2 separate regions of the Homo sapiens genome follow, and region 1 is linked to region 2. Evidence: chromatin loops called from intact Hi-C (ENCODE). Cell type or tissue: mesothelial cell of epicardium. All regions are shown on one strand. Links, peaks and the distances in the headings refer to the core of each region. The heading gives the core; the rest is flanking DNA.

Region 1 (11,160 bases), core at 1,453-9,452, 87 kb before region 2:
ATTAAACTGATAAGATGGAGCAGGGACTACTGTGGGGATCCCCAGGGAGGGTGAAAGAGCCCCTGCTGAGAGTCAGGAGACACAGGCACTTGTCCTTCTCCACCACTGAGTGGTCGGGTGACCTTGGACACTTCACCCCTCGGGGTACCAGCTTCTTTATCTATGAGAAGATAGGGTGGAAAAGAAGGTTTGGGATCTCAGCTCACTCTCATACCTAATAGAATACACTCCTTAAGACAGCAGTGGGCCAGGTGTGGTGGCTCATGCCTGTAATCCGCACTTTGGGAGGCTGAGGTGGGTGGATCACCTGAGGTCAGGAGTTCGAGACCAGCCTGGCCAACATGATGAGACCCCCATCTCTACTAAAAATACAAAACTTAGCCGAACATGGTGCCAGGTGCCTGTAATCCCAGCTACTCCGGAGGCTAGGCAGGAGAATCGCTTGAACCCAGAAGCCAGAGGTTGCAGTGAGCCGAGATTGCGCCATTGCACTCCAGCCTGGGTGACAAGAGCAAAACTCCAATAAATAAATAAATAAATAAATGAAAGAGCGAGCAAGCGAGCGAGCAGTGGTCCCCAACACTTATGCACCAAATAGTCCCCATTTGTGTCTGCGTCATTGATGTATTGCCTGTGAACCTTCCTTGTTGGTGTAGTTTGCTCAGGCTTTGCTAGAAGCTGTCTTTAGTGAGTAAGAGGAAGTGCCATCTAGTCTTCCTACATGTAGTGTTCTTGGGTAGGTAAGTGAGAATTGAGGTCTGCCTTCCCTCCCAGCCCTTAGCAAAGGACAGAAGTCCTATTGGATCCAGTGATTGACTTCAAGGAGGCAGCCTCCTTGTGGCTGGAATGCAATATGGGCGTTAAGGACTAATAACGGAGTCTAGACTAAGTATCAACAAACATTTTCTATAAAGGGCCAGGTAGTAGCTATTTTCAGCTTTTCAGGCCATACAGCCTCTTTAACAACTCTCAACTCTGCTGTTGTGGTATAAAAGCAGCCATAGGAGGCTGGGCGCAGTGGCCCACTCCTGTAATCCCAGCACTCTGGGAGGCCAAGGCAGGTGGATTGCCTGAGCTCAGGAGTTCAAGACCAGCCTGGCCAACACAGTGAACCTGTCTCTACAAAAAAAAAAAAAAAAAAAAAAAAAGCAAAACTTAGCCAGGCTTAGCAAAACTTAGCCACTGCACTCCAACCTGGGTAATAAGAGTGAGACCCTGTCTCAAAAAGTAAAAGAATAGACAATACATAAGCCATAGACAATAAGTGAAAGAACGAGTGTGGCTATGTTGCAGTAAAACTTTATGAATACTGAAATGTGAGTTTCACATAATTTTTACATATCATGAGATATATTAATTACCTTTATATTTTTCGGCCATTTAAAATATGTAAAAACTATTCTTAGCTTGCAGGCGCTACAAAAACAAGCTGCAATTAGCATTCTGCCCAGGAGCCATAGCTTGCTGTCTCCTAGTTTATACATCACTCAAGACGGTGTTTTCTCAGCGACTCTTAGCGTTTCCACACCCATTCCACTAGAGGGCGATCATGCTCAAGTTGGGTTTCCTTGGCTGCTAACTTTAGTTTAACCCAGCCTCCGAGCTGGGAGAGCCTAATGTCTCCCAATTCTGATGTGCCCTGAGCCAACAGCTCCTTTCTGGGGCCTCCATCCCATCCCATGTTTGTGGGGCCACAGTGAGTTACGTTCCAGTTAAAGGAGAGCTCTCAAAAGGCTTGTCAGCACATGTTTGGACAGAAGAGACACATTGGCGGCAGTCAGGGAATACACTGGTATTGTCAAGGAAGAGAGGTTTGGAGGGTACCATTGTGACAAAAAGTAAAAACAAAGAGCAGTGCTCACTTCTCTCAGTGGCAGGATCCAGGCCCCTGCCTTTCCCAGCCCTCGGCCCCACTTTTATGAAATGCAATAGGTTGAGAGGAATCTTCCCCTCTAGTCCTATGATGTGCTTGCTGGTCTCTTTGCCAAACTGTCATGGAGACATGAAGTGTTGCTATGTGCAGAAGAAAACACTGCATTGCAGGGAGACGACTTCTTTCTGTACTGTCTCCCTTCCCCACTGGCCGACCCCAATTTTATGAAGTGCAAACCAGGACCCTGGGGCCTGGCAAGGGAAGAAACTGACAGTTGCTTCCTATATGGCAGCTGGACACATTCCTGCTCCGAGGACAGACTCTTCAGTAATGAGATTTTTTTTTTCCTGGAAATGAAAAGTCACATCCCAGAATGATAAACTCCCAGGAACATAGAGCATTAAGGAAACCACTGAAGCTCATTGCATGCACTCCTGTCTCCATGCAGGACTTTATGTTACCTGGAACATGTCACATGTAAGGGACTCTGGAAAAAAGGAGCCGAGTCATTTTTAGTTCCCTATATTTATCTTTTCTGTGAACCCTAAAATACACCTAATTGCATAGAAGAAACGCACCTAACTGCAACAGTGGGTGGGGGATGCAGAATTGCTTTTTGATAAATATCTACAGTGGAAAATTGAATCGTTGTTTCTGGAGACATCTAAGTGGAGCTGGGCACCCCATGTTCAGCCTGGGAAAGCTCCGTTTTGCCTGAGGCTGGGCTATGGGCCAGATGACCGTGTAAAAGTCTCTCCAGGCTCAGAATTCTGTGAAGTTGAGGATGTGGATTTGGAGACTGTTTAACACAGAATGCCCAAAACTCTGTCCCTTTCCCTCCTGCATTTTTAATTCCTCCAGATTCTCCCTCCCCCATCCCTCTAGGCCCCGTCTTCCTCCTCCACCACACAATTACTCCCTTTCCTTCATCTCCTTAGCCCCTGGCTCTTTCTCCAGCCCATAAGCCTCTGTCCAGCTGGCTGGAGATGTGCATGGTACATCATTAGCCCTCAGTGGATCTGAGCAAGCATGACAAGTCTCAGCGTCATGACAGCAGCAGCCCTGCTGAGGACAGGGCTCCCGTCCCTACTGCCAGTGCTGCCTGGCCTGAGCCTTCCTGTGCTTCCTCCACAGGGCAGCCCATCCAGTACGCTCGCTCCACCTGCGAGGCCGGCGTGGCTGAGCTCCACATCCAGGATGCCCTGCCGGAGGACCATGGCACCTACACCTGCCTAGCTGAGAATGCCTTGGGGCAGGTGTCCTGCAGCGCCTGGGTCACCGTCCATGGTAGGAGCCTCTGGGCACCTGGGTAGAAGCACCTTTCCTGCAGGCACTTCTGCTTTGGAGGAAGGGCACATTTGTAGAAAATGGTATCATGAGCTCAAATCCAGGGAGCAGAGGTGCACATGGCACTACTCCACACCACTGGCAGCGGCAGGTGCCGTGACAGAGGAGTGGCTGCTGCAACCTCTTAGGGACAGAGGAGAGGGTCCTTAAAAAGTGCTGCACCTGCAGGTAGGAAGTGAGGGAGATGACCTCCAGGAGTTCACAGCGACAAGGGTGTCATCAGAGGTGGCCTTTTCCTCACCCCCTCACTCCACTGGGGCCATGGAAAGGTATGGGGGAAAGAGATAGGGCTCCCTTAGCTCCAGAAGCTCCAGGTCTGGTCAGAAGAAAACCTCGCACACTACAAAAGGACTTGGGAGAGCACTCACGTATTCCCTGAACAGTCAGTGGCCTCCCAGTGACCCCTTACATGCTGGGGGACCCTGGGTCACAGCGTGCACACTGAGGCTTCCAGAGGGTCACAGGTTGTCCCCTTTCTGCCCCCCTTCTACTCACGGGCCCAGGCTTGTTTTTACACATCAGCAGCCTGGTCTCCAGTAATCTGATTATCATGGTCATCCATTCATCAGCCAAGCACTTAGTCCCCGGGAACTGCAGGGAGCCTCAGACTCAAGACAGATCTGTCTGGGCTGTGGTATCAGCAGGCCTGGTGACAGTTCCCGTGGAAGTGCTTCTTGGGTCCAGGGCTTTCAGGTAAGCCTGATCCCACCATCACCCTGAGCCTATGCCCCCGGCTCCTGTGCATGACTGGGTCCTCTGGTGCTAGCACTGAGTGCAGCGTGACTGGTCTCCCATCAGACAAGCAGGAGGATACATCTCTCCATTCCCCGGGGCTCAGGCCTGTCAGGAACATCTCCGTGTTGTATGAGTAGCCACTGTCTGGGAGGCTGCAGGAGGAAGTTTCGCAGAAAAGGAAAGGGGAAGAAACATTTGTGGCTTACTGTGTTAAATACTTTCACCTCACCCGTATTCTCTCACTGAGACCTCAGTAGCCTAGGGGACAAGGATGCTGTCCTGATTTCAGACAGAAGGCTCTGGAAGTCTCGGGAATTGAATGTAACTTGCCTAAGCGCATCACGTTAGTCTGCAAAGCTGCACCCTGGAGCCCACAGCCTGTGACTTTCAAGTCTGTGCTCATTCCTATGCCCTGACCTTTTTCAGAGGACACATCCCCTGGCTCAAAGGGGAAGACTGGCCACTGTGGGCTGGGCAGTGTCAGTCCCTTAGGGATGAAGGAACTGGCACTGATGGAGAATGTGACTGACGCTGGCTCTGTGAAGCTCTCTGCCGGGAGTGAGCACGAGAAACTGGTCCACCCCTTCCTTCCAGGAAACCCACCACACTGGGTTCAGAGCCCAGCTCTGGCCTCTGGGAATTTGCAGCCAGATTCTGGTTTACAAACTTACTCATTTATCCTCATAGTTCTAACTTCATGACTCCCTGGGAGCCAGGTGGGGAGCTCAGGAAATTGTGATAATGAGATTTCAGAGGAAACCTGAACTGCTGAGAACCTTGTCTCTGAGGTCCAGGAAGCAGGACTCACCTGGGGGCTCTTCTTGGAGGCCAGCGTGGCCAACCCCAGAGTCAAGTAAGGGGCAGCAAGAGTCAGAATGCTACACGTAGAGCCGCCGTGGCTCAGCCCTCTGTTTTCTGATACTCCCTCCACAGCCACAGCCAAGGACTAATCCAATGTCTGTCCTGGCTTGCCTGTGTTTAGATTGGATTAGAGTGACCCAGCTGAGCTAAGAGTCCCCTGGAGGTGGGAGTCCCAGGCAAAGGATCAAGAATTCTTTAGGGCCATCCTCCTGACTCCCGGGCCTGTGGGGGCTGGGACCTGAAGGATCACCACCCATCCAAAGGAAAACAAAAAGCACAGAGAGGTCCCAGGCAAAAACTCTGCCAAGGAAGTTTGGATTTGCTCGGAGAAGAGGCCTGCATGACAGAACCCCCTCCCAGTGTGGGGGATGTACTGGGCTATAAAGACCAGACAGGCTCAGATACCATAAATGGTGAACAAGGCTGAAGACGCAGCCGCACGCTCAGGCCCGGCAGCATTTGGGCTCTTGGCATAGGATTGGAGCAGGGTGAGCCTGGCACAGCGACACCCCCTGGCACGGTGCCCTGAGACACTCAGGAGGCTCGGGGCTGCTCCCTGCGCTGTCCTCTGCTGTGGAGTTTTTCTGACTTGATTGGCAGCCCCGTTGGCTCTGGATCCTCGGGACAAGCCTGGGCTGGGGGAGATGATCACAGTGGAGGTGTTTGTTCCCTACTGCACTGATGGCTGCTTCACCCCTCCCTTAGCTGTCCAGGTCCAGCCCTCTCTTGCCCTTAGTGTGGCACCAGGCCACGGTGGGGAGCATGGATGTGGAGCCAGCGGCCTGGGTGTGAGTCCTGCTCTGCCACTTACTAGCCCTGCACCCTGGCGTTTTAGCATTCCAGACCTCAGCTTCCTCTTGTGTGAAATGGAGATGCTGACAGTCGCGGTACTGTGAGGATTAAGTGAATGAATGTGCAAAGTATCCCCAGAGCATAGGATAGCACACACCCTCCATAGGTATGTGCTGTGATTATGATTGTCCAGCAGAGCCCACCTTTAAACAAGATACAATCCTTACAAATGCCAAGACTGAGGAGGGGTTTTCCCAAAGGATCCACTTTGCTACAGTATTGTGTGTTTGTTTGGCCATCAGAGAATCAGAGGAGGGAGGTGTCCAGCCAGACACAAGCCATGAACACTCGTGCCTGCTTCCAAGGGCTCTGGCCACAAGGTGGCACCATGCAGCAACGCGTGTCCCTCCAGTTGTCTTCTCTCGGGGGTGGTTGAGGGGCAGCTCTGCTGCAAGCAAGCTTATTCTGAGAGCTCAGCAGATACCGTGCCAAAGGCCAGATGCAGGGGCTCTTTCTCACCTCTCGCCTTTTGCCGAGATTTTGCAATCATCGAGATTGCTGGTGCAGCCCTCAGACGCGATTTCTGCAGCCAGCCCTTCATGCTTTCTCTGCCTTCCCTCCTCAGTGACTCTCTTCTTCTCCAAATCCTGGAAACTCCCACAAATGTCACTTTCTCTGGGAAGCCTACCCTAATCACCCCAGAATGCGTTCCCTGAACACCGTGTGCTTCTAGTATTACACTTACTTATCAACAAGTCTTTACTGCGCGCCTATATTGATCAGTGCCAGGCATTGTTCTGGGGAAACTGCAGTAGACAGGACAGCTGAGGGCCCTGCCTGCAGGGTGCTTACGTTCTGATGAGGATGCCAGCAGCAGTCAGCACCTGGCCTCATTTCAAATGCTGGCACGTGCTGTTAAGAACATGAGCAGGTCACAAAGGAATAATTATAAAGAGAAAAAGCCAGTGAGTGGGGTGTGTGAATCGAGGAGGGTGAGAGGGTGTATCTTTAGTGCTGTGAGGAAGCCTCAGAGGTGTCCATGGCCTGGGGAAAGAGAGCTCTAGGTGGGCAGCACAGCAAGTGCAAGGCCCTGAGTCAGGAGCAAGGTTGACCCATTCGAGGAGTAGCAAGACAGCAGCCTCTGTGGCTGCAGCAAAGTAGACGGGGCAGTGTGATAGAAAGTGAGTTCAGAATGCGGGGGCTCACCATTCCAGGCCTCTGGAGGAGAGGAGAAAACAATTTACTCCGTGAAAATTCACTTTCATTTTACTCTACTTGCTTAATTATCTTCCTCTCCACACTGTAAGCTCCCTGCAGGGAGGGATCACGTCATACTGTGTGTAGAGCCAGGCCTGCCATGGGAGCATGCATTCCCTGAATGGATGAGAGCACAGAGGTTGCCGAACCTCCCCTGCAGTGCAGGGAGGCATTCCCTAGAATTCCTCGCTTTTCTGGGGGCTCAGTGCCCATTAGGGTGTGCAGGAAATCTGCAAATTACCTTCAAGAGTCCCTCAACAGGGCTAGGCACAGTGTCTCATGCCTGTAATCCCAGCACTTTGGGAGGCCAAGGCAGGTGGATCTCTTGAGCCGAGGAGTTCGAGACCACCTTGGGCAACACGGCAACACACCGTCTCCACAAAAAACACAAAAATTAGCCGGGAGTGGTGGCCCATGCCTCTAGTCCCAGCTACTCAGGAGGCTGAGGCAGGAGGATTGCTTGAGCCTGCGAGGTCGAGACTGCAGTTGCAGTGAGCCGTAATCACACCACTGGACTCCAGCCTGGATGACAGAGCAAGACCCTGTCTCAAAAAAAAAAAAAAAAAAAAAAAAAAAAAAAAAAGAGTCCCTCAACAAATATTCCTTCTTTCCCCAACACAGGCTAGGGAAAAAAAATTCCCCAATAGTTAACCAAGCAATGAATGTCTTTCCTCCTGACCCAGGATGAGTCCTGATCCAGGATGATTAATTCAAATTCCTGCAGAGCCCAGGAATATCTGAAATACAGTATATATTTCACAGCGTTTGGACTGAGTCATTGCTGGGGGCTTCCTTGGGCTAGAATATTTAAAATTTTTTCCCCCTGGAGTATCTCCATCAAGGCTAAAATTCTTAAGTGTCTAGATTTATTAATAGCCTGCCAGTTGTGCCCATTTGACATAGTTTCTCAGCCTAACGGTTTGTTTATTTAACTGAAGGCCTAGTGGGCCTGTTTAAGGCATCTAAGGACATAAAATGTGGGTAGGTTAAAAAGATGAAAAGATCATCTCTAGAATAGATAATAAAATATAACAAGCATATTTATTAGAGTATTTGTTTTGATGCAGAGCTTCTAATGAAGACAACAGGCATCAGTGAAGTCAGCGTTTGCTTGGCAATGAGTAGAGGCACAGTTTGTTTTCAGATTAATACCAGGCACTCTGCGGGGCAGCCTGGAGCCACCTCCTTTGTCTTCCCTGGTTATGCACAGGTACTTTGGACACTATACAATCTATCCAGTTAACATAACGTATGGATCCTGACCTCCTCAAGCTTAAAAACACTGACAACTTCTTAAATACTTACATTGGCTACAGAAAAATATATTGAAGAAGAATAAATACCAGTTTTAACTTGCCTTTTTTATATATATTAAGAAGCTTAGTTTATTCAAAACATCTGTCCACAAGCCTTTAAACTGTAAGAAGGCAAGCAATTAATTACATGTTAAAATTTATAACCAATATTTTCATTTTATGTAGGTTGAGTACAGAATTGGGTTTGTGTACCACATGGGTTCTTTGTGTTACAGAAAGACTTCTGAGCATATACATGTACGTTTGTGCCCATGCCATAGAATTTGAGCCTCATTTTACTAATAGGGCCATTATAGAGCTTTATAACTCTCCACCTCTACAGCCCATAGTCAGTCATAATTACATAGAGACCCAGATCAAGAATGCTATCCAGAATCGCAGGATTGAGCTCCTAGTGGCAAAATGTGACCCATGTGATGACAGTGTAACTGAGAGTGTGGCTTCCAGGCCCGCACTGGGAGGGAACAGTGGGTGGTTTGGATGCCATACCTTTATGTTTAGAGTGTGATTATAGCTTCTAAGACAGTGGAAAGGCTGTGGTTTCAGTGATCCTTGCTTCCCAGCTAGCAACCCTATCATTACTGGTCAGAGATCTTTTTTGGGATATTATACGTCATTGTTCCTTTCATTCTTTTCCTCGCACACTTCTCTTCCCATTTGCTTCTTAAGTTCTGGGAGGAAGGGAGGCCAAAAGAAAACAAGGCTATGGGAGGAAAAATCCTTTTAATGCCACAAAGTAGCCATTTTGCTGACTTCAAGAAGGTTCTGTTTGGTTAGGAGACAGACTTTTGTTTAAGGGGAATTCAGATGCCCCGGGGATTTACAGCTTGCACAAACCCCCTGGAAATGGGAAGGGGCTGTGTGGCGTGTCAGCAGGGAGAATGTAACTCTTCTTTGATGAATCCTCCAGAGTTAACAATCCTGGAATTTAGGGAAAGGAGGAGGCTGGTGGTGATCCCTGGACCATGCTGGATTTTGAACTCCAAATAAAGAAAGATGGGGGCACTGTGCTTCCATGGTGCCCCCTCAATTGGTGATCTGTTGAATTTCCATAGTATAACAGGGTTTGGAGTGAATCAGAATTGCTGTTGGAATGGCATTTTGCATTGTAATAACTAAGGAATACAGCTCATGTTCAAAGCCTAAGGAAAATATTTGGTAGATCCAAGATTAAGGCAAACATGTGTTGAATGCAAATTTGGATCCAGGACCTTGGGGCTTCAGAAAGTAGCAAGTTGACCAGCAAATGTTGGCAGGTAGAAAAACACACTTATAAGGAGAAATTCAGAATTTAGTTGTTTTTCCTACTAAAACAACGGAAAGAAAAGGAAGGGCTGTGAAGGGAAGACAGGAGAATTATTGTAGTGCAGAAGGAGATGGCAGATCCTGGTCAGCCACCAGGACAAAGGCAACAGTGGGTTCCTAGTGTCAGGTCCTAGAGGAGGTAAAGGCCTCACTCCTGGTGCTGGGTTTGAAGAAGAGGCTTTACTGGTTATTTTATAAGAAGAATTAGTGCAAGAGGTAGCAAACTGCTCCTAACTCTTCCTCTAAATAAAAGCTTTCCAAAACGCCATGTTGGGTATCAATTTATATTAGGTTTTTAAAGTAAAACCACTATCAATTTGTTTTTAAGAAGGAATTGTTTGATAGGAAAGTCTAATTGGCTAGAAAAGCTGGCTTGTTTTATTTAATTCTCACAACAACTCCACTTGACACTTCCGAATTCACTTTACAGATGAAGAAAGTGATGCTCAGGAGGTGATGTCAGCTGCCCACAGTAGTCCAGGTGATCAGCAGCAGCACCAGGCCACCACCTGCTTCAGCCCATGGGCTTTCTGCATGGCTGCTCTTGGATCCTGATAGGTCATTTGTTTGATGCTTTTGCTTCACCAGAGCGATCATTTCATGTTTAGTTTCATGACTAGGAACTGGCTTCAAAAACAACTTCTAGTGAGTCAAAAACAGCCAAAATGGCAAGGACGGAAAAACTCCATGGGTCAGTAGAATCATAAAGGGGAGAGTGCGTATATCTGTCTGTCTCTCATTCTCTCCCCCTTCCTTTGCTTCCCTTTTCCCCCTCTCTCTTCCTCACATTGCCTCTTTTTCTTTCTCTTCTCTCTGTTCTTCCCTTTCTCCATTCTTGCTCTTTCTTAAGTCCTATTAACAGCTTCGTCTACATGGCATCGTTTTTACTTGTCAGCAATCTGCTTGGGCTTATTCTTAGTCATTGTGCTTGTCTTTCCCATTGGACGACAGCCCGATCAATCCTTTTCCATTCTGTCAAAATGGGACAGTGGCAGTTTAATGACTGAGTCCAGGAGTGAATTGGCTAATACCAAGTAACAGAGCAACAGATAAATGCACTTTAGATCCTTAATCCTAGGCAAGGAAAGCAAGGAGACTCAGCCCTTTCTGCACTCCAGAAAGAAGGCCCTCTCTGGGCTCAGTCTCAGCAGAGCAGCAGGAAGCACAGCTGTGGGGAAACCCGGGGTATATTTAGTTTGGCCCCATTTGAGCTGGGCAAGTCTGTCACTGGGTCTCAGCAAAGCATCCCTTGCTATTTGTGTGCCATGGCCAGTGGGTGTCCTCCCAAGACGAAGAAGTCTTGGGCTCTCTGAGACAACCTTGTCACTGGGGGCCTCTTGCCTCAGACCCTGGTCCTTAAACCAGGATGATGCTAGAAGGAGGCCAAGGACAAGCAGAGAGGAGTGACTCCCAGGGTAATGGGTAGCTCTGGACATGAATATGGATGATGACAGAAAGCTCCTCACAGAATTGAGACCTGCCTCTGCTCCCAGGACAGTCAAGGGAAAGCACCCAGACCAGGACCCCACCAGCAGCATCTCCCTCCTCATGGGGCATCGCAGCCCCAGGACCTTAGGACAGGCGAGCTTCTTTCTCTGAGTCTCAGCTCCCTCCACTGTAAAACAGACACAATCTGCCCAATACTTCCGAGATGTTGAGGGTAACACTGAATTA
Region 2 (11,160 bases), core at 2,079-10,078:
GTGAATGCTAGAGATTATTATTAAGCATAAGTCACAGTCCCTGCCTAGGGGAACTAACTCATGAGACAGACTCACAAAAAGACCATTCAGGGGCGGGTGATTTAGCGGCCTCTTCTCCCCCTGCCCACCCTGCACAGGACATTTGAGGTGAGTGTGAGGTTTGTTGGTTTCACTGGTGTGTTGACGCACCTGTTTAACAAGGAGGTCAGATGTCTCTGTGCCTGTTCTCTGTGCCAAAGCCTGTGTCTGGCCCCTCCCAGGTTGGGGTCAACACACAGATTCGGGCAGCTGCTGGTCTCAAGCTGGCTCCGTGATGTGCTGGCAATTTATCCCTCTCCATCCTGGTTTCAGAGAATGCGGGGTCTCTGAAGGTCCTCTTTGGCACCCCAGAATTTGTGGCTCCTGAAGTGATCAACTATGAGCCCATCGGCTACGCCACAGACATGTGGAGCATCGGGGTCATCTGCTACATCCTGTGAGTCCTGGGGCACTTGGTGGACTGGTGGACCACTTGGTGGACCAGTGGGTGGGGGCTGAGGGTTCCACAGGAGGGTCCCCAGGCTGCCCTGCCATTGTCATGATGGGGAGCCCCCCCCAGAGTCAGGAGGGTGGCAGGCTCCCCTCCTATCCCTGGCAGCCCACCCTGCTCCTGGGCTCCCAGGGAGTCAGTAGCATGCATATTCTATAGCATCATGTAGCTACACATGCTAAGATCCCCATTCTGGGTGCTCACTGTCCCCAAGGCTGGCCAGCCTGGGGCCTTTGGTCAGGAGGGTGGGAAATGTGGCTGGCACCAAGTAATAAAACCTCACTTGTGTGGGTCCACAAAGAAGGAGGGCAGGAGGCCAGGGGCGAATCTCTGGGCATCCTCATTGTCTTCAGGGCATAGCACTCCATCCCCAAGGCACGGGGACCCCAACTACTAGCCTCATCTTTGAGTCTAGTATATGGATGAATTAATAAACACTATTGATGATCGAGCCTTCAATGGGACTAACAGATAAAAGAAAGTAACACAGTAATTAGAACTGAAAAATCAGGTGGGAAATCCAAAGCCATTTCAATGAACAATAATGCAGGAGAGGGGAGGCCAGCCATCTAGGCCGGCACTTCACAAACATTAGCATGCCTGACTCACCTAGGCGGCTCCTTACATTGCAGGGTTTTTGTTCAGGTCTGGGTGACCTGGAATGCCACATTTCTAACAGGCTCTAGGTTTGTGAATGTGCTGGTTCAACGACTGCGCTCTGAGTAACAAGGCTTGAGAACACTCTGTCGGTGGGGTCTGGCTGCTTTAGTCCCTGAAGCCCCAGGGTGCGGACGGTCATTAGCCCCTGAACCTGTGTGGCCACATGCAGTTATGGGATGGTGTCCCCAAAGATGCAGATGTGTATGCTTTCATTCAATAATGTTTTTACTGTCAGAACAAAAGGAAAAATTTAACATTTTCATAGAAAATGAGGAAGACCTCTATGAATACTTTCTTAGACCCCTGGGGCCTTCAGACTCCAGTGTGAGAGAAGGTTCTGGGCGATTCTGATGCATAGCCAGGTTTAGAAACCAGTGTTATAAAAGCTTTAGCAGAAGTGGTGTGAATTTTGTGCAATGTGACTTTTTCACATGCTCAGGAACTTTACTCACTATAGCCTGTTAGGACAGTCCCCTCAGTGGAACCTGCACCACAGGCATTGTAGTCCAGACAGTTATCCTCTTTCCTGCCTGGGATTAGCCCCACCACCACAGCCTTCCCCAGATCAGCAGAAAAACCCCGGGCCAGGTGTGCATTTCCCTGCCTGTTTCCCTGCCCCGCCCCCTCTTGGAGAAGGGGCGCTGACAAGTGAAGACAGCAGCTGGACTGGAGCTTGACTCCCTGGCTCCCTAGATAAGTAAGGAACAGCAGGGTAGGGGGCGGGGCCAGCCTGCCCCTTTCAGGGCGGCCCCAGGCCTGGGCAGTGCTAACCTCTGGCCCTGGGAAAAACACCAGACCCTTGAGAAGCAGTCCTTGGTCAGCTCTCACTGTTCAGCCCCAGCTGCGCTGTGGTCTCGCTTGGTCCCAGGGTCCCCCTCCAGCCGTCATGGAGACTTGCCTTACTGTTTATTCTTCAGTGGGTTTTCCCACTGCCGTGGCATCAGGATCTTCTGCAGCTACAGATTTTCACATAGGACCTTGTTTGATGCTCACAACAAACCCAAGAGTGGATCATGGCAGGGATTCCATCTTCATGTGGCGTTGAGGTGACAGGGGCCAAGGAAGCCCACGTGGCTGCCCACTTCCCACAGTCGGGCCAGGGGACCAGTCGTCCCAGTCTGCCAGGATACAGGACTTTTGGTGCTAACATGGGAACAGTCCCAGGCAAACCAGGACAATTGGTCTCTCTACTGGTCAGTGACAGAGCAGTGACTAGACTGCTCACTAAGTTTTCACCTGTGTAACCTCTACCCGGATCAAGAAACCAAGCACTGCCAGGCCCCCACAGCCCTCTGGCACCCCTCCCTGTTACCAACCCCCAGAGGTCACCATTACCCTCAAGGCTAATGTCAATGAAATCATACAGAAAGAAGTGTCTGGCTTTTTTTGCTTGACATCGTTTGTGAGACTCATTCATAGTACTATGTGTCATTGTAGACTGTTTATTCTCAGTGTTATGTAGTATCCCATTGTGTGAATATAATCCAGTTAATTTATCCGTTCTGCTTTGATAGGCTTTTGAGTGGGTTCCAGTTTGGCCATTGGAAGCATTCTGGTTCACGTGTTTCAGTGAATATATTTGTACATTTCTGTTGGATATATAATCTAGAACTAGAATAATTGGGTCATAGGGCACTTTATTGTCAAATGAGAGTTCTTTTCGGTGGAGGAACATAGTAATTTGGGCACTATGTTACCTTGTTTACCAGATTACTTTTAAAGCAAAGACCAAGAACTAGGGCAGAGTTTTGGAAATGGGGAGAAGATAGTTTTGATGCTGCCAGTGCTTGGGCAGAGGGTTGTCAGGAGGGAGGAGGGGTGTGTGTGTGGCAAGGACCCAGGCCAGGTGGCACTGACTCAGGCTGGATCAATCCTGTGCCACATCTTAGCTCCTGGACCCCCACTGTGAGCCACTGCCCTCTGGGGCTTTTCCAGCCTGGCTCTCTCAGCATGGATGGAAGTCAGGGAGTTCCCCCGGCAAGCCAGGGCTCTCAACAGAGAGCGGTGCTGAAAACAAACATTGGCGCCAAGGAGATGGTTTCCTTTAAGCGCCTGCTATGCAGAACTCTGGAGCCACTGCTGGGAGCACCCAAAAGAGGCTCTCTGGTGGCCCTCATGGCATCCTCTGGCCCACTCTATCCCTCTCTTTGGAGCCTAGTCATCTGTCGGGCAGTCCCTGTCAGGGCGACTTCCACCTTTGTACCACAGAGCCCCTCCTGTTCTCCTTTCTGGGGCCAGTGAGAGATGGAGAGGCCAGGGAGTTGGAAGGGAAGGCAACAGACCGTGTCACCATAGGACGATGTGACTTTACTCTCTCCCACCCAGCCCAGCCATCAGGGCAGTTTCTGGCCCTATAGGGAAGGAGCAGAATGGGGTCGTGGAGCCCCCACACTCTTACCCCGGATCCTGAAAGGAGATAGTAGGTTGTGTGAGTACCTAGAGACCTTCTGAAGTTAGCAATACCCATGTGGTTTCTGGCAGGAAGTGAGAATACCAGAGAGCTGGAGGCCACACTTCCATACGGGAGAAATCCTAAGTCCACCTCCGTTTAAGAGCCCTCCTCCCCCTGCTGTCTCCCTCCCCTACTTCCTGGACTTGGTACTTCCTTGCTGCCTGTGGGGAGGCCACAACAGCTCTTCTCCGAGCCCTTCCCTCACCCTACTCCACAATGCCTTCTCTCCCAGCCTCCCTCAAGCCAGAGCGAACCAGCAATGGCTGCTCTGCTTCCTCCTCCTGCCTCTTCCTGACCAGGCCCAGCAGCACAGCCTTCCCATTCATGCTTGTTTGTTTGTCCAACACCCACCGTGGTGCAGACAGCTGTCAGCTGTCCCTCCCCACCCTGGTGTGTGGTCGGGAGATGCCAGGAGGGAGGAGAGGTGTGTATGGTGGGGAGGCAGGTCAGCTCTTCTGGTGACAGCTGCCCAGTCAGCTGAGGAGGGGTCACAGTGCCGGGGCATCGGGGGCCTCCTCAGACCAGGGTCTGACTGCAGGGCTCCTCAGCCAGATCCAGTAACCTCTGCCTTCCCCACCTGGGGCTGCCGCTGCCCTCTCTGCTGCTGAGCCTGGAAATACGCTCTGATTCCAGCCCTAGGATCCCTGTTCCCTCTCCAAGCCCGGCCACCACCTTCAACTTTTACTAACACAACTAAACCCCAGGTCGCTGCTTCCTCGGCCAGTCCACAAAATGATGCACAGCTCTTCCTGTGGACCTACTCAGCCCTCTCAGCTCTCCCACCAGAGTATCAGATGGCTAATATGGATAAAAGACTAACCCCTTCCTAGCAGTCAGTAGTTCCATCAGCAGATGTGTGGTCCCCTTAGCTGGCCACTGGTACAGTCGGGGCATCTGTCTGCTGCTTGAAACACAACACAGAAGCCAGGTGCAGTAGTGTGCACCTGTGGTCCCAGCTACTCAGGAGGCTATGATGGGAGGATCACTTGAGATCAGGAGTTCAAGACCAGCCTGGCTGATATAGCGAGACCCCCATTTCTTAAAACCCACACACATACACGCACACACACACACAGAAAGTGTAGTCCAAGAGGCATTTCTGCACCCTCTGCTCTCCTAACCTTCTGCCCCCACAGCCAAACAGGCTTCCACATCAGATTCCCTGGGGGAATTTCTTTGGCAATGAGCTGAGAATTAAGAAATTAGAATGCCCTGCATTCATGACCATTGTGTTTCATCAGCACAAAGACTAATATTTGACCACTAAAAATCAACATGTAGAGTCTGGCTGTACTTGATACATCCAGTGAAGAAAAAGTAAAGCATCCAAGGACTTGCCCAGACTGATTATAGTTTTGTGAAAAACAGATCAATCCATTAGTTAAAAACTAGATAAGACCAGGGAGATAAAGAGGTGTTTTAATGCTAACATTATTTGTTGACCGGTTGATTTTTTTAACAAATAATGACTGTTATCTAGCTGGGCGCAGTGGCTCATGCTTATACTCCCAGCCCTTTGGGAGGCCAAGGTGAGTGGATGGCCTGAGCCCAGGAGTTTGAGACCAGCCTGGGCAACATGGCAAAACCCCATCTCTGCAAGAAATACATAAGGTAGCTGGGCATGGTGGCGTGCGCCTGTGGTCCCTGCTACTTGGGTGGCTTAGGTGGGAGGGTCACCTAAGCCTGGGGAGGTTGAGGCTGCAATGAGCCATGATCACGCCACTGTATTCCAGCCTGGGTGACAGAGCGAGACTCTGTCTCAAAAAAATAAAAAGAAATAATAATAATGACTATTTTATAAATAAAAAGACAAGGCTGGGCACAGTGGCTCATGCCTGTAATGCACTTTGGGAGGCAGAGGTGGGAGGATTGCTTAAGCTCAGGAATTTGAGACTAGCCTGGGCAACATGGTGAAACCCCATCTCTACCAAAATACAAAAAATTAGCCAGGTGTGTTGGCGCGCACCTGTGGTTCCAGCTACTCAGGAGACTGAGGTGGAAGGATCGCTTGAGCCAGAGGTTCAGTGAGCTGAGATCGCACTACTGCACTCCAACCTGGGCAATAGAACAAGACCGCATCTCAAAAAAAAAAAAAAAAATTAAAAGACATGATCCCTTATGCAAATTCTGCCACAAAGAAAAAGTTCCCCAAAAAGGTTTTTAAAAATCCTGTAAAACCCCACCACCCAGCAACAGCATTACTGAAAATTCAAACACCCTCTTTGTCAACATGCTGTGTATGTATTATATTTTTTATTCCAGACACATGCTCTTTAATAGGAAGAATGCTGGGGGAACTTGGGCAGGCAAGGAGCCAGGCAGGGTGAGGAGAGTATTTCAGATGGATAGGCTGCCAGGAAGGAGGAGTGCCAGAGGCCAGAGGCGAGGAGGCTCTCCCTGACTGTGCCCAGAGTTGCAGAGATTAAGACCTATCTTTGCAGGATTATAGTTCCTAATAAGGAAGGGAGGTTTGCAGAAGGGGAACTTTCTGCATTCCACAGCAGGGTTGTTTGCTTTTCCTGCCATCTTTTGGAGTACTGCCGGACTTCCCCCCTCTCTGTTTCCAGTGGAAAATGTAAAGAAGCAGCAGGTGGCTGACAGGCAAGAGACAGGCTGCTTCCTGATGGGGCTTGCATGGGCCACGTGGGGGTCGGGGTCACAGAGACAGAGAGAGCTGGGAGGCCCCTAGGAAATCTAGCCTAGTCCCCTTGATGTATAAAAGGAGAAGCTGGCTAGGCGCGGTGGCTCATGCCTGTAATCCCAGCACTTTGGGAGGCCGAGGCAGGCAGATCACGACACGAGGTCAGGAGATCGAGACCATCCTGACGAACACTGTGAAACCCCGTCTCTACTAAAAATACAAAAAAAATAGCTGGGTGTGGTGGTGGGCACCTGTAGTCCCAGCTACTCGGGAGGCTGAGGCAGGAGAATGGCATGAACCCAGGGGGCAGAGCTTGCAGTGAGCAGAGATCGCACCACTGCACTCCAGCCTGGGCAACAGAGCAACACTCTGTCTCAAAAAAAAAAAAAAGAAAAAGGAGAAACTGAGGCCCAGAGAGGGGAAAGGAGCAGCAGATAACAGTGCAGACTCGGGGACAGGTAAATGCCCACCCTTCCCTCATGGGGACATGACCGAGAATGATTCTCTTTGCCTTCTTAAAACATAAATCAGGGTCTTGCTTTAAAAAAAAATCCCATCCACAAAGATCTATTATTCAGAAACACAAATATGTTGATTAGGATGAGACAATTCACATTGTAAAAGCTTTCTTCTCTTTACAAAAGGTTTCACCAGAGGGTTCCTCCCATGGCAAGCTTTTTCTCCCAATATTTCAAGTGGGGTTTGTTCTGTCAAACTCAACCAAAGCCTTACTCCTGAAGCTGTCAGTGCTTGGCTTATGATGATGGATTCATAAGCATTTGGGAGAAGGGACATTGGTAAAGCCCTAACTTGACAGGTTGATGGCAGGAGGGCCCCAGACCCATCTCTCTTTTTTTTTTTTTTTTTGAGATTGAGTTTCGCTTGTTGCCCAGGTTGGAGTGCAATGGTGCGATATTGGCTCACTGCAACCTCCACCTCCAGGGTTCAAGCAATTCTCCTGCCTCAGCCTCCCGAGTAGCTGGGATTACAGGTGCTTGCCACCATGCCCAGCTAATTTTTGTATTTTTAGTAGAGACAGGACTTCACCGTGTTGGCCAGGCTAGCCTCAAACTCCTGACCTCAGGTGATCCATCCATTTTGGCCTCCCAAAGTGCTGGGATTACAGGCATGAGCCACCACGCCTGGCCCCCAGACCCATCTCATGGGGCTCAGCTGAGATCAGGGCAGGAACAGCTACACAATTTGCAACATGAAAGGTGGGGCCACTTGTTCAAACCTTATTGAGAATCTTGAGACGACAGCAGCAGAGCATTAAACCAAGCACAGGGCCTGTCTAAGGGTGGGACTGTGGGCAACTGTGCTGGTCTAACACCCATGAGGCTGACTCACAAGGCCCTCATGAACAGTGGGGTGAGTTGTTGCTATGAAGGTGAGGTGCACAGAGGTGAGAGGTAAGGTCAGTAAGCCACAAATCTGCTCTATTTTGTTTTGAAATTCTTTACCTTATAAAGTTTATTTGGCTTAAGCTGCTGGTCACAAAGTCATTCCTGCACTCACAGCTTGGTAAGGCAGTGGAGGGAACCCAGCAGAACTGCATGAGATCTCCGGGCATGGACCGCCTCCTTACTGTGGACCAGGCCTGGTGCCAGTGCTGAACACTGCAATTTACTTCATCTTTACAGAAATGTTAGGATAGTATAGCATTTAAGAGGACAGGCTCTAGAGGCAGATACCTGGCTTCCAATCTCACTGGCTGTGAATCTTTGGGCAGGTGACTTGAGCCTGGGCTGTGCCTCAATTCCCTCATCTGTAAAACAAAGTTATAAGAATTACTTGCATCATAGGGCAGTGTTAAGATTAAGTGAGTTCACTTGTTTTAGGCACTTGACCCAGTGCCTGGCACATAGAAAAACCTCAATGAATGTCTGCTGCCATCATGATGATGATGAGGATGAAGAAGTGACCACCCTATAGTTAAATGGCAGCTTCTCCATTTTAGAGGAGAAAACTGACACAGATCAGGGAATTGTCCAAGGCCATACAGCAAGCGGAGAGGCTGCACTCTGTCCTCTGCCATGGCACCTCATAGGGAAGTTTTCTAGTTTGGCATAAATGCCTCAAGTTCCCCGAACCTACATTGCTGATTCAAAGTCCATCTATCCATTGGGCACACACTTCACTTGCTGAGCCTCTCTTATTTGCCGGGCCCTCTTCTTGGAGCTGAAGGTGTGTGGAGAGAGGTGGGAAGGAGGGGACAGAAGGGTGCAGTGGTGATCACTACCATGTGCCCAGTCCACAGAGAGGGGGCAGGAGCACGGGAGGAAGGGGCTTGGAGAAGGCTCTAGCCTGGGCTTTGGGGAATAATAGAAAACCAGGACAGAGGGACTTATCAGCCCTGCCGCGTACCCTGCAGAAGCCCGTAATCTAAAGCCAACCTGCTGCACCTCAGCCTCACAGGTAGGTGGTGTCAAGAGGCAGGTGACCAAGAAAAGACAGGGCTGTGAACCACACCCTCTTTTCTTTCCACAAGTGGAAGAAAGGCAGGTGCAAGGCCCACAGAGCATGAGTTTGGGGGTGGGGAGGCTGGCCGACCCTCGCCTTTGACCTCAGTTACCACTCACCTGGTCGTCGCGCCCTCTCCTAGCCACACCTGCTGTCCTGCTCTTGTCTCTCCAGAGTCAGTGGCCTTTCCCCCTTCATGGGAGACAACGATAACGAAACCTTGGCCAACGTTACCTCAGCCACCTGGGACTTCGACGACGAGGCATTCGATGAGATCTCCGACGATGCCAAGGATTTCATCAGCAATCTGCTGAAGAAAGATATGAAGTAATGAGTTGGGATTTCAGTCTTTGCTTCCCTACTCCCTGCCCTGTGTTGGGAAGCAAAGGGGGATTCCTTTGCCTGTTGGGGTGCCCTCCTTGCCACCCCGCCTTGGGTCGTTCCTAGCATTCCCTGAGGAAGGGAGGGTGGGCATGGTAAGAGACCCGAATGCATGTGGGTTGGGGAGGCGACTTCCTAGGCCCTGCCCCCTGGAGCTAGACATGGGATTCACCTTCAGAGGCTCAGACACCTGACTTGAAAAGCGACACTTGACCACGTTACAGAGCAAGGGGCAGCTGTTCTGTGTGAATAATGACCACCCTTCTTATTTTCTGGGTACAGTTGTGGCCAGCCACAGCCCTCTTCAGGGGCTGCAGGGGAAGGACCCTCTCAACAAGCAAGAGCAGAGGACACGGGCATCTTAGAACTTCTCTGTGGGTCCCGATCATATCCCCAGATTATTATTATTATTCTGGCTTAGTGTTTTTTTATATCTCAGTTATTTAATAACTGCCTGCTTGAATACAGCCAGGTACGTTCTAACATCTGGCCAAAGGGAGGCTATGATCCCAGACCACTGGGCTTAGCCCTCTCCCAGCTCCTCCTCTGTTGAGGTTCCCCACCTGTGCCTGCTGCAGCTGTGAACATAGGAAAGTGAACAGTGGGAGGTCAGCATGCATGGGCTGTGGGGAAAGGTCAGGCACTCAAGCCCTCTGGGTTTCAGTAGAAGATTGGAGCTTGGAGTTGTAGAGGAGACCAGAGTGGGAGGTTGGCTGAAGGTGGGCAGTGGGTGTGCCTAGACAGAATCTCCTGGAAGGAACTGTCCTGGGCTCTGCATGTGTAGGGAGAGCTGCCCAGGGAAAGGGAGCAGTGGGACTCAGGTGAGAACAGCTGGCCTATTGGGCAGCTCACCCACTCTGCAAATAGGTGACTAGATGAGGCAGGGCCTGACTGTAGGGGTGCCGAGGAGCTTGGAGCTATACTTGGCAATCCCAGGGAGCAGTTGTAGCCTTGCCAAGAAGGGTGGTGTTGACATGGGTGGCGTGCTAGAGAGAAGGGGAGGGGCCTGGCTCCAGGGCGGGCAGGAGGCTCTGCACTCCCAGGTGACTTTGCAGCCTTGCGGGGCTGCCGATGGCTCCCCTGAGGAAGAATGGCTGTTCGGGGCAGGAAGGCACAGTTAGTTGCTGAAGGAGCAATATTGGAGTGTCTCAGATGGCTCTGTCAGGCTTTCCTGTGATGCACCCCACTCTCAGTCCTTTTTAGCCAGTTCAGGGCCAAACTCCCCCAGAGGCCACATTCTACACTCCTTGACAATGAGATCTTTTTAGCCTTTTGCTGTCACAGTCTGTATCAGAAATGGGCATGACCCAAGGAGAACTGAGATACTGTGGGAAGTCTAAATTCTCTTCCAATATGAGGGACCCCCACACCCAAGGTGCCTCAGGAGATGGAAACCTCCTCAGTAACTCTGGTACAAGGATGGCTTTTGTCATCCAAGCTTTATTCACTGAAGATTTGGTAAACAAGGTATTGTGTGTGTATATATCTTATTTTCTCATCTGACCTTGAATTAAGTCAGTAACAGGCTGTACTGGATCCCTCTGTGCTCATAAAATGGATTCACCAAAGAACTGATCTTATTCAAATAGATCAAGACACTAAATTCCCATAAACTCTTATACCCAGCCTCTCTTCAACCAGAAATCACCACCTATCAGCACTTAAAAAAAAAATTCCTTCCTACTATAAAAATAATGCATGAAAATTATAGAGGATTTGAAGAATATAATAAAATTTAAATCATCTATAATCCCTTTATCTAAAGTTCACTACATTTTGCTATACTTCTTTCCAGTCATTTTTCTATGTATGTTAGCATTTGGTTCTTTAGGCTTTCCTAGTCCTGTTACAGTTAAGGCAATGGCTCTAAAATGTTTCTAGATCCCCAGAGCTTTCAGAAAGATGAAGTGAGTTTCAGCGCAGTTCTAAAGTAGTCATAATTCATAGGTTATAGGCAGGACCTACTTCTTTGAGTTGTAATGGAAAAACCTGATATTCAACAACACCGTAAGACATTAAACATGAAAGTTCAGT

Evidence for each region. Peaks named below come from ENCODE experiments on the same cell type or tissue, not always from the same donor. Only the 100,000 strongest peaks of a DNase experiment are listed, where the experiment ranks them.
Region 1: a loop joins it to region 2, with 5 times the contacts of the local background. A loop is called at or near these places in 20 of 110 quality-filtered maps.

What each region holds. Positions count from the first base shown.
Region 1 is chr3:123,714,128-123,725,287 of GRCh38, reverse strand. It overlaps MYLK (myosin light chain kinase), which reads left to right. Exons shown (of 34, transcript NM_053025.4): 13 at 3,008-3,160. It overlaps LOC105369194 (a long non-coding RNA gene), which reads right to left. Exons shown (of 3, transcript XR_924417.4): 3 at 8,888-11,160. Among named protein-coding and RNA genes, the nearest start is that of MYLK-AS2, 30 kb to the right of the region's middle. In mesothelial cell of epicardium, for the core only: CTCF peaks have their summits at 1,556 (motif pointing right) and 6,028 (motif pointing right); DNase peaks (open chromatin) are centred at 1,597 and 5,987.
Region 2 is chr3:123,627,386-123,638,545 of GRCh38, reverse strand. It overlaps MYLK (myosin light chain kinase), which reads left to right. Exons shown (of 34, transcript NM_053025.4): 29 at 352-475; 30 at 8,920-9,072. MYLK-AS1 (MYLK antisense RNA 1) reads right to left here. Exons shown (of 4, transcript NR_121654.1): 3 at 8,865-9,052; 4 at 7,725-8,050. Among named protein-coding and RNA genes, the nearest start is that of MYLK-AS1, 47 kb to the right of the region's middle. RefSeq lists enhancers at 1,938-2,599, 8,323-9,522 and a silencer at 2,930-3,224. In mesothelial cell of epicardium, for the core only: no CTCF peak of the experiment used is centred there; a DNase peak (open chromatin) is centred at 6,045.